Linked DNA regions of Homo sapiens: region 1 is linked to region 2. Evidence: chromatin contacts called from ENCODE Hi-C or POLR2A ChIA-PET data. All regions are on one chromosome and are shown on one strand. The core of a region is the stretch at or near the end of the contact, and the rest is flanking DNA. Distances in the headings are between cores, read along the strand shown.

What was found. A loop is a pair of places that touch in the nucleus more often than their neighbours do. ChIA-PET counts read pairs that join two places held with the same protein, here RNA polymerase II (POLR2A). Pooled maps may share reads with other maps.
Region 1: a pooled map shows a loop between it and region 2 (5-fold over the local background). The contact joins two enhancer-like sites. A Hi-C loop is called at or near these places in 2 of 50 pooled maps. POLR2A ChIA-PET finds 5 or more read pairs at or near these places in 5 of 52 experiments (H1, IMR-90, WTC11 and 2 more).

What each region holds. Positions count from the first base shown.
Region 1 is chr19:41,325,342-41,330,835 of GRCh38, forward strand. TGFB1 (transforming growth factor beta 1) reads right to left here. Exons shown (of 7, transcript NM_000660.7): 7 at 4,982-5,494. Among named protein-coding and RNA genes, the nearest start is that of CCDC97, 18 kb to the left of the region's middle. RefSeq lists enhancers at 1-120, 121-890, 1,219-1,358, 2,301-2,822 and silencers at 1,469-1,518, 2,058-2,577. Within about 2 kb of position 1,895, at least 35 of the 41 ENCODE cell types and tissues checked have a DNase peak (open chromatin) inside an H3K27ac peak, as active enhancers do.
Region 2 is chr19:41,118,059-41,123,767 of GRCh38, forward strand. It overlaps CYP2F1 (cytochrome P450 family 2 subfamily F member 1), which reads left to right. Exons shown (of 10, transcript NM_000774.5): 4 at 2,289-2,438; 5 at 3,400-3,560; 6 at 3,899-4,075; 7 at 4,764-4,905. Among named protein-coding and RNA genes, the nearest start is that of CYP2F1, 6.5 kb to the left of the region's middle. Within about 2 kb of position 3,178, at least 3 of the 41 ENCODE cell types and tissues checked have a DNase peak (open chromatin) inside an H3K27ac peak, as active enhancers do.

The DNA of each region.
Region 1 (5,494 bases), core at 645-3,144, 210 kb after region 2:
GCCTCCCTGCACTCTTCCCCCTCCAGCTCCAGTCACTCTGTCCCTCTGTCCCCCGTCCCTTCTCCCTGCTTCTGTGCGTTTCTTTCCAGCCCTCTGCCTTCCTCCCTCACCGCCACTGCTCTGTCTTCTCGTTCTGTCTCCACACCTCTGGCTGTCGGTGTCTCCCCGTGACTTTCCGTCTCCCCTCTCTCTCCTCCCTTGTTTTTCCCATGCCTCTCCCTCCCTCCCTCCCTCCCTCTCCTCCCCACCTTTTCCACTCCGTGTCCCCAGCCATTCTCCATCTCTGTTCTCAGCTCCTGTCACCTCGTTTCCCCATCCCTTTCTCTGCTGGAGTCTCCCTCTGGGGGGCTCTGTCCTCTCCTCACTTTGCCCTTTCCCTCTCGCTGCTGTGTGTCTTGGCCCGCCCCCCGTGCCCCCCATCTCCTCTGTCTCCCACACTCTGGGAAGCCCGGCTGGGATATCCAGGTTGGAGCCTCACTGGCGGCCACTGGAAACCCAGAATGAGGGGTCATCGCCTCTCGCCCACCCAGAAAGGGCGCAGGAGGGGGCAGCAAGGTTGCGGGGCCTGTCTGGCCAGAAGGAAATGTCTGTGCTGTGGCCTGGTCACCCCCGCCCCCAGGACCTGCTGGGCTGCTGCCGCCCCCGGCCGGGGCTGAGGCCGAGTAAACACAGCAAACACAGCCGCCGGCAGCCTGGGATATTTATACCGAGGCTGGGCGTGGGTCCAGTGCCCACCACAGCCCCTGCCCTGCCCTGCCTTGCCTGCTGCCACAGCCAGCTCCGAGCCAGCGTGGCACCAGCCGGCAAGGGGACGCGCCGCAGACACAGCCTGCGCTGGGTATGGAGGCCAACAGGCACTGGCCGCTCATGATGCAGGCGGCTCCATGGACGCACCCTGTCCCCCTCCCCTGAAAACACCAGCACACAATGTGGACCCACACTCGCAGCTGCTCACAAACACACATCCACCCCTGCTGAGAACGCGAAATCCCCTCAACGATGATGCAAAACAGACCCACACAACTCCACACACTGCAGTCACCAGCCTACATGTGGGAACACAGCATGCAGACACCACCTTAGCACCTGCTCACAGCACCCACAGGCTGGGAACACCAGTCCCTGAGATGGACACACAGCCCCGAAGTACAGCCCTCCCTCACACAGACAAACACTGAGAACCACAGGAAGCATGCTGGATGCACACCACGTAGACAAACATGCTCAGAATACCAGCGACACATGCACTGATCACAGTGCAACCCAGAAACAACTCAACTCATCTGCCTCATATGTAAGAAACACACACGGCCGGGCGCGGTGGCTCATGCCTGTGTCTCAGCACTTTGGGAGACCAAGGTGGGTGGATTACAAGGTCAGGAGTTCGAGACCAGCCTGGCCAACATGGTGAAATCCCATCTCTACTAAAAATACAAAAATTAGACGGGTGTGGTGGTGGGTGCCTGTAATCCCATCTACTCGGGAGGCTGAGGCAGGAGAATCGCTTGAGCCTGGGAGGCGGAGCTTGCAGTGAGACAAGATCGCGCCATTGCACTCCAGCCCAGGCGACAGAGCAAGACCCCGTCTTACACATATACACACACACTCACTCCCCTCTCCTGGAGAAACACCATTCCCACAGATGATTAACATATGCAGAAAACACCACATTTCAAGTCAAACTTACACTTAAAAATGCACAAATTTACACTCAGAAGAACAGTGAAGATGTTGAGAAAAATATCAGACACACAATATGCCCCAGATACATGGCCGACTTGCAGAATCAAACAGTGCCAGAGCATAAAACCCACAGAAAATACAACAGCTTGCCCAGCAGAAATACAAAATGCAGACGCACACCCCAGAAATGCAGCGCAGCCACAAACACACGGAGCTAACACGTGCTGGGGACACACATAGACAAGACCATCCATACCAAACAGCACACAGGCCCCCAGAACACCCATGCCAGACGCAGCTCACGCCACAAAGCTTGGAATCACGCACACAATAAGTTCCTGAACACACAAATCCGAATCCACACTGGAACCTCAAATACTCTGCATGTCCAGAGACTAAGGGGGAAGGGGCTTTCTCTCACCCACCAATCTCCCCACTCCCCCTTGCTGACCCGGGTCCCAGGCCCGTCTTGGGGGCGGGGGAGGGGGCAGGAAGGCCTGAGCTGGCCTCCCCCAGCAGCTTCCTGCCCCACGGGGGCTGGACAGGAAGCTGGGGCTCCAGCCGGAACCCAGGCTCCCCCCACGACTTCCCTCTGTGGCCCCGGGCCGCCTGCAGAGGCAGGGGCGGGGCAGGGGGAGGAAGCGGGGAGCCCCAAACCCCCTGCCCTGCCCCTGCGGTCGGCCACAGGCGGGGGCAGACTTGTCCCGACGGGGCTGAGCCACCCATCGGGCCTGGGTGCCAGGGTGGCAGGGCAGGGGCAGTGCGCACGCGGCCAGAGGAAGGTGCTGAGCCCACAGTTTCCCCTCCCCGCCCTGTGGGGCTGTGCCAGCTCAGCCGGCAGCCCTGGGCAGGTGGGCGGGGTGTGTCATGAGGGCGTGTTGGGCAGGCCGACCACACCGCGAATGTGCAGCCAGCACTTGTCCTCAGGCCGAGGCACGAGCTGGGGCTGGGCATGTGAGGGCCGCGTCTGCCACCCTGGGGGTGTGTCTGCTCCGTCTGGGACCCTGGGTGTGACAGTGTGTCTGGGCGTGACGTGACGGGGTCGCTGCAATCTGTGGGGCCCTGTGGGACTCCCCAGGCTGGAATTGTGCGTGTGTGGCGGAGGGTGTGGGATGTCAGACTGAGTGGGTAAGACCGACCTGCTGTCTGTGAGGTTGTGACGTGTCAGACCTCTGTGTGGGGTGTGTCTGGTGGGACTGTGACAGGTCCGACTGTGGACATGCACCCTGGACCTGTTTGTGACTGTGAACCCATGGAGGAGGAGGTGGCTGTTGAGGGATCCATTTCCTGTCCGGGCTCTGATGCCGTGATGCGTGTGCGTGCATGACACTGTTTGAATCAGTGTCTGGTGTGCGGTGGTTGCGACCATGACCCTGTGGAATATATTTGTATATGACTGTGTTGTGCCAGGTCCCTATTGAAGTCTCTGCTCGTGTTGTGTCCCAGTGAGGCTCCGAGGCTGGGTGGTGTTTACGTGATGGGCTGACACTTTCTCTATTTGTATCTGTGTATATGTGGGCTGCAGCTGCTGCCAAATGACACAGCCCATGTGTTACGGGCCCTGCAGGAATCTCTGTGTGTCCACGGCGGCTCTGAGAGGTGAATATTTGTGTAGTGTGGGGCACCGTCCGTGTTTCCCGCCGTGTGAGTGTGTCTGCATGTGTACACGCACCACATCCTCATAGGGCTGCAGCGATTACAGCCGAGTCACTGTGTCCTAGCTTGTGACTCTGCCTCTTGGGGCCAGACCTCAGCATCTCTATACCTATCCATTTGTTGGCATGTCCTTGCATAGTGAACTCCTGCCTCCCCACTCCTCCCTCAGCCCTGTGTGCTTTGGGACCTGAGGCCAGAGGAGTAACCACATTTCTACCCCTATGCTGAGCTGGGAGGGCCCCAGGTCCCTGGCACCCAGACCCAGTGCTGCCAACAGCTCTCATGCCCACAGGCAAAGGAACCGCAGCACTCATACTGTCCTTCCTCCCAGGACAATCACTGGGTGTGGGGAAGTGAAACCTAGGAGAAAGAGCAGAAACTGAGAGGCAGGAGAAAGAGGAAGCAGGAGAGAATTCACAAGCAGGACCATAGCAGATGGGAAGAAATGGAGACAGCAGAGGGAGACCCACCTGTGGCTGCTGCCATTTCTTGCCTGGACAGCTGGTCTGTCTGTGCTCACCCTCACCCTGACACTTCTGTCCACTCCCAACCATGAGCAAGACGGCGGACCCTCTGAGCGCCTAGGTCAAACCCTGCCATGGCTCCTGTCTTCCTTGAGTGCAAGTTCTTTTTTTTTTTTTTTTTGAGATGGAGTCTCACTCTGTTGCCCAGGCTGGAGTGCAGTGGTGCGACTTTAGCTCACTGCAACCTCTGCCTCCCCTGTTCATGCGATTCTCCTGCCTCAGGCCCCTGAGTAGCTGGGATACAGGTGTGCACCACAATGCCAGACTAATTTTTTTTTGTATTTTTTATTTTTATTTATTTATTTGAGATGGAGTCTCACTCTGTCTCCCAGGCTGGAGTGAAGTGGCGTGATCTCGGCTCACTGCAACCTCCACCTCCCAGGTTCAAGCGATTCTCCTGCCTCAGCCTCCTGAGTAGCTGAGATTACAGGCGTGCGCCACCATGGCTAATTTTTGTATTTTTAGTAGAGACTGGGTTTCACCATGTTGGTCAGGCTGGTCTCAAACTCCTGACCTCGTGATCTGCCCGCCTTGGCCTCCCAAAGTGCTGGGATTACAGGCGTGAGCCACTGCGCCCAGCCTTTTTTTGTATTTTAGTAGAGACAGGGTTTCACCATGTGGTCCAGGCTGGTCTCAAACTCCTGACCTCAAGTGATCCCCCTGCCTCAGCCTCCCAAAGTGCTGGGATTGCAGGTGTGAGCCACCGTGCCCAGTCTTTTTTTTTTTTTTTTTTTAAAGATGCAGTCTTGGCTGGGTGCGCTGGCTCATGCTTGTAATCTCAGCATTTTGGGAGGCCGAGGCGGGCGGATCACCTCAGGTCAGAAGTTCGAGACCAGCCTGAACAACATGGTGAAACTTCGTCTCTACTAAAAAAAAATACAAAATTAGCCGAGCATGGTGGCGCATGCCTGTAATCCCAGCTACCCAGCTACTTGGGAGGCTGAGGCAGGAGAATCGCTTAAACCCGGGAGGCAGAGGTTGTGGTGAGCCAAGATCTCGACATTGCACTCCAGCCTGGGCAACAAGAGTGAAAATCCGTCTCAAAAAAAAAACATAAAAAAAAGATGGAGTCTTGCTTTGTCACCCAGGCTGGCATACAGTGGCACAGTCAGGGCTCACTGCAGCCTTGACCTCCCAGGATCAAGTGATCCTCCCACCTTAGCCTCCAGAGTAGCTGGGACCACAGGTGTACATTTTTTAAAAGTGTTTTGTAGAGATAGGGTCTCACTATGTTACCCAGGCTGGTCTCAAATGCCTGGATTCAAGTAATCCTCCCATCTCTGCCTCCCAAAAGTGCTAGGATTACAGGCGTGAGCCACCCCGCCTGGCCTGAACTACTATCTTTTATTGTCTTCTTCACTATCCCCCACTAAAGCAGGTTCCTGGTGGGCAGGAACTCCTCCCTTAACCTCTCTGGGCTTGTTTCCTCACCTTTAAAATGGGTGTTATCAGAGTCCCTGCATCTCAGAGTGTTGCTATGGTGACTGAATGAGTTCATTAATGTAAGGCACTTCAACAGTGCCCAAGGTGCTCAATAAATAGATCTAACTACAGTAGTGTTCCCCACTGGTCCCCTGTGCCTTGATGCCGGGCAAAGGAATAGTGCAGACAGGCAGGAGGAGGCAGAGAGG
Region 2 (5,709 bases), core at 1,928-4,427:
AGGCTGGTCTTGAATGCCTGACCTCATGATCCAGCAGCCTCAGACTCCCAAAGTGCTGGGATTACAGGTGTGAGCCACTGCACCCAGCCCCAAACTTTATTTCAAAGACAAATCTCTGTTCAAAGGAAGCTATGTGACAAGACCCAATAAATGATGGAAGGAAGGAGGGACCAACAGAAGGAAGGAGGAAGAAAGGAAAAAGGAAAGAAGGAAGGAAAGGAAGGAGGGAGGGAGGGAAAGAATGAAGGAAGGAAGGAAGGATGGAAGGAAGCCATCATGATTGGAAAGGGGATCCTGGAGACCTGCATCCTGGACTATTCTCTCCTCACCTCCAAAGAATGTCTAGGGCTCTCCCTGGCTCCTGCATTAGATGGGTCCCAGCTGCCCCAGGATTTGAAATCAGAGAGCTCTGGTACAATATTACAATATTACAATATTGTGTATTAGGTACACGTTCCATCCTTCATGCTCCCTTCCCTGGCTTGATCTGATGACCTTACCTGTCCAGGTACACCAGATGCAAAGAGGTGGAGACAGGGCACTTGAGAAAGTCACCTTGCTACTTTTGCACAGAAAACATCTGGATGGGTACATCGTTTGTTACCAAAAATAGCCACCATCTAGTTATTCAATACACAGCACAGAGGGTAACAGCAGGGTTCCACCACTCACTAGCTGTGTACCCTTGGGCCAGAGGCCTCCCTTCTCTTCCTCTTAGTTTGCTACCATGAGAAAATTATAATAGCATTAACTCCATGTTATGAGGAGTCAATGAGACAATGCATAAAAATGCAGGCAATACACTATAGTCTTTTTTCTCTTCTTCTTTAGTATCTAGTTCTCTGCTAGGTCCAGAGGAACCAGAGATAAACACATCTGAGACTTTATCCTATAGTAGGTCCCAGTCCAGTGGAAGACACAGGCATCACCAACCAGATTGTGCCATCCCAGAGTGGTCCAGGCTGGGATGGGGGAAGCCTGGGGAGCTATGGAAACCCTAGAGAAACACTTGGCCCAGCCTAGAAGGGAGGAGGAGCCAGAGAAGGCTTCCTGGAAGAGGGGACCTCTAAGCTGAAACCTAAAGAATGAAGATGAGTATTCAGGAGAAGGCAGGGGGTGAAAGTGCTCTGGGAAAGACCAGCCTGTGCAAAGATTCTGGGTCCAGGAAGAGAAGAGACGGGGTCTGTTTTGTTCCTGGATGAATTCCCAGTGTCCTGGTGCTTATTTTTCTTGCCTATCTCTCTTATTCATGCATTTAATAATCAATAAGCAGGCCAGGCACGATGGCTCACACCTGTAATCCCAGCACTTTGGGAGGCCGAGGTGAGTGGATCTCCTGAGGTCAGGAGTTTGGTACCAGCCTGGCCAACATGGTGAAACCTCATCTCTATTAAAAATACAAAAATTAGGCCAGGCGCAGTGGCTCATGCCTGTAATCCCAGCACTGTGGGAGGCCAAGACGGGTGGATCACGAGGTCAGGAGATCGAGACCATCCTTGCCATGCCTGTAATCCCAGCTACTGGGGAGGCTGAGGCAGAAGAATTGCTTGAACCCGGGAGGCGGAGGTTGCAGTAAGCTGAGATTGTGCCACTGCACTCCAGCCTGGCAACAGAGCAAGACTCCGTCTCTCTCTCTCTCTCTCTCTCTCTCTCTCTCTCTCTCTCTATATATATATATATATATATATATACACACACACACACACACACACACACACACACACACATATATATTAGGTGGGCGTGGTGGTGCACACCTGTAATCCCAGCTAGTCAGGAGGCTGAGGCAGGAGAATCACCTGAACCCGGGAGGCGGAGGGTGCAGCAAGCTGAGATGGTGTCACTGCACTCCAGCCTGGGTAACAGAGCGAGACTGTGTCGCAAAAAATAATAATCATCATCAATAAGTAATCACCAGCACCTCCTGTGTGACACCCTCTGCACTGGACAATGCTAAGGACCCAGTGGTGACCAAGACAGGCACCCACTCTGCCTTCACAGTTCTGTGAAGGAGACAGCCCCATCACCAGACAGTAACAGCCCAGAGTGATCAGGTTCTTAATGGGGAAACAGAGGCAGAGTGATAGGATGGTCGTGAGGGAAGCCCATGGTCCTATGGAAGCTTGAAGGAGACCCCTAAGCTGGAGGGTCCAGAAGGGCTTACTGGAAGGAGCCAGGGAGATTCCAAACTCTGTCTCTCTCCCAGCAAATACCATGAAAGGGGACCTGGGTGGCAGTGGCCTCAGGATGAGTTCCCGGTTAAGCTGGTCCCCTCCTCTTCTCCCCAGGCATCGCCTTCTCCAGTGGGGATCGATGGAAGGTCCTGAGACAGTTCTCTATCCAGATTCTACGGAATTTCGGGATGGGGAAGAGAAGCATTGAGGAGCGAATCCTAGAGGAGGGCAGCTTCCTGCTGGCGGAGCTGCGGAAAACTGAAGGTCAGGAATTTTTTTTAACAGGCTGGATGGCACGATCTTTTTTTTTTTTAACAGGCTGGATGGCAGCCTTGACCTCCTGGGCCCAAACCATCCTCCCACCTCAACCTCCCGAATAGCTGGTACTTCAGGTGTGCTCCACCACACCCAGCTTATTTTTAAATTTTTTGTAGAGACAGGGTCTCACTATGTTGCCCAGGCCAGTCTCAAACTCCTGTGTGCAAATGATCCTCTTGCCTCTGCCTCCCAGAGTGCTGGAACTATAGGCATACACCACCATGTCTGGCCAGGTCTTTGAATCCAGTTCATCCTTATAATTCACATCCATTCTACTTTTTTTTTTTTGAGACAGAGTCTCGCTCTGTCCCCCAGGCTGGAGTGCAATGGTGTGATCTCAGCTCATTGCAACCTCCGCCTCCTGAGTTCAAGCGATTCTGCTTGCTGACTGCTCTGTCGCCCAGGCTGGGTTGCTGTGTACTAGCGTGTGTTGTGTGGCAGGATTATGTAGCTGTATGCTGGCTTTATGTGTTGGTGTGTGGTTACCGTGTCTTGGGATGTTTCCGGGCTGGCTGTTAGGTCACTGCGTGTCGTGTGTTGGCATGTACTGTGATCGTATTTGCTGGGTGTTCTGTTGCCCTGTGTTGTTGTGTTCCGTGATGCCTGATGATTGCCTTGTGCTATGTCGCGTGCTGTGTGTTGTGTTGCCAAGAATAGCCCGTTCTGTGGTTGGGCGTTGTTGCTGTCGATGTGCTGCAGGAAGTTGTGGGTTCGGTGCCGTCTGTGGCATTGACAGATGCTTTTGGGGTGTCGTTAAGCAGCATGTTGTGACCATGTCCCCGTGTTTGCACCGTAAGACACGTTGCCATGGTTGAGTCGGATGTTGTACAAATTAATGGTGTTGCTGCATGAGGTCTGGTGTGCTGCACATCGCGTCTTCCTGATCCATTGCACTCCTTACCCTCAGGCGAGCCCTTTGACCCCACGTTTGTGCTGAGTCGCTCAGTGTCCAACATTATCTGTTCCGTGCTCTTCGGCAGCCGCTTCGACTATGATGATGAGCGTCTGCTCACCATTATCCGCCTTATCAATGACAACTTCCAAATCATGAGCAGCCCCTGGGGCGAGGTCAGCCAACTGAGTCCAGCAGGGGCAGGGTGTGGGGTCCGCAGGATCTAGGAATGGAGAGGAAACAGTGGGCGGGGAAAGGGCTGTGAATGGCCCGCCCAGGGCCCGCCCCCTCCCATCTGACCCCACCCAGAGTTACACGGCCACGCCCACTCCCCTCCACTGAGCATTTATGGCCGCCATTGCCTCCTTCCCACTCCCCCTCAGCCCCAACCCCCACCCCGGACCTGGCTGCCCTTTGAGACCCTGTCCCTGCCTACCTAATCCACACTGACCCCATTCGCCCCTGAACACCCTTTGTCCTCCTCCAAAACCCTCCTACTCTGTCTGGTCCCCAGTTGTACGACATCTTCCCGAGCCTCCTGGACTGGGTGCCTGGGCCGCACCAACGCATCTTCCAGAACTTCAAGTGCCTGAGAGACCTCATCGCCCACAGCGTCCACGACCACCAGGCCTCGCTAGACCCCAGATCTCCCCGGGACTTCATCCAGTGCTTCCTCACCAAGATGGCAGAGGTAATCCCTACCTGGAAATCCCACCTCTAGTCTGACCTGAAATTCTCCTGCTGCCCCTGCCTCAAACCCACAGGGACCCCAGATGGGGCAGGGTTGGGGGACCTTCTCCCTGGAGAAGCTGAAGCATCTGGCCCAGCTGGGCTGGAGCCAGGAGCCACTCGCAGCCACCGCCAACTTACAGCTCATTAAGAAGTCATCAAAGGAGGTGGGGCAGGGTGGAGGGGGCAGTTGCTCAGGCTTGTTATCCCAGCACTTTGGAAGGCCGAGGCAGGAGGATCGCTTGAGTCCAGGAGTTCGAGACCAGCCTGGACAATATAGTAAGACCCAGTCTCTACAACACATACGTACACACATACATACACACACACATACATACATACATACACACACACATACACACATACATACATACATCATACATACATACACACATACATACATACACACATACATACATAAAACGTATTTTTTAAAAAAACAAGAAGTCATTCAAGCTCTATCCAAGAAGTTAATTGTAGGCCCTGCAGCTGAGATTTTCCCTGCCCTGCCCTTCTCCGTTCCCCAGCTCTCCCAGGGAAAGAAAGTTAAACCCAGCTGGGACCGAATGGGCCCCCAGCAGCAGTTGTACTGGTCTAGAGTGAAGGGGCCTCCATTCCTGGCTCACATCCCCACCCCTCTACCAATGCAGGAGAAGGAGGACCCACTGAGCCACTTCCACATGGATACCCTGCTGATGACCACACATAACCTGCTCTTTGGCGGCACCAAGACGGTGAGCACCACGCTGCACCACGCCTTCCTGGCACTCATGAAGTACCCAAAAGTTCAAGGTGAGGCCCACCCACACAGCAGCGTGGAGGTGCCCATGTGTTCCAGCCTCACCCCAGAGCAGGGAGCCACGGCCCCGCCTCCCAGGTCTGATATAGCCTCCTGCTGGCACCAGGATTCCACAGCCAAACCCACAAACCCACACGGAGGCCGATCCCACCACATGGCCCATGAGGTCCATGCAGCCTGCCCGAATCCCGACCCAGATCCCACCCGCTTAATTGTTGGTTTTTTTGTCTTTGTTTTGTTTTTTGGAGACGGAGTCTGGCTCTGTCACCCAGGCTGGAGTGCAGTGGCGTGATCTCGATCCGCTCACTGCAACCTCCCCCTCCCGAGTTCAAGGGATTCTCCTGCCTCAGCCTCCCAAGTAGCTGGGATTACAGCCTCCCAAGTAGCTGGGATTACACCACCACATCCAGCTAATTTTTCTATTTTTAGTAGAGACAGGGTTTCACCAAGTTGGCCAGGCTGGTCTCAAACTCCTGGCCTCAAGTGATCCACCTGCCTCAGCCTCCCAAAGTGCTGGGATTACAGGCGTGAGCCACTACACCCAGCTCTGCTTAGTTTTTTGTTTGTTTTTGAGACAGACTCACTCTGTCGCCCAGGCTGGAGTACAGTGCCGTAATTACAGCTCACTGCAGCCCCTTGGGCTCAAGCAATCTCCCCACCTCCGCCTTATCAATAGCTGGGAGTACAGGCGTGCACCACCACACTCAATACACTCAGCTAATTTTTTATTTTTTGTAGAGACAGGGTCTCGCTGTGTTGCCCTGGCTGGTCCCCAACTCCTGGGCTCAAGCAATCCT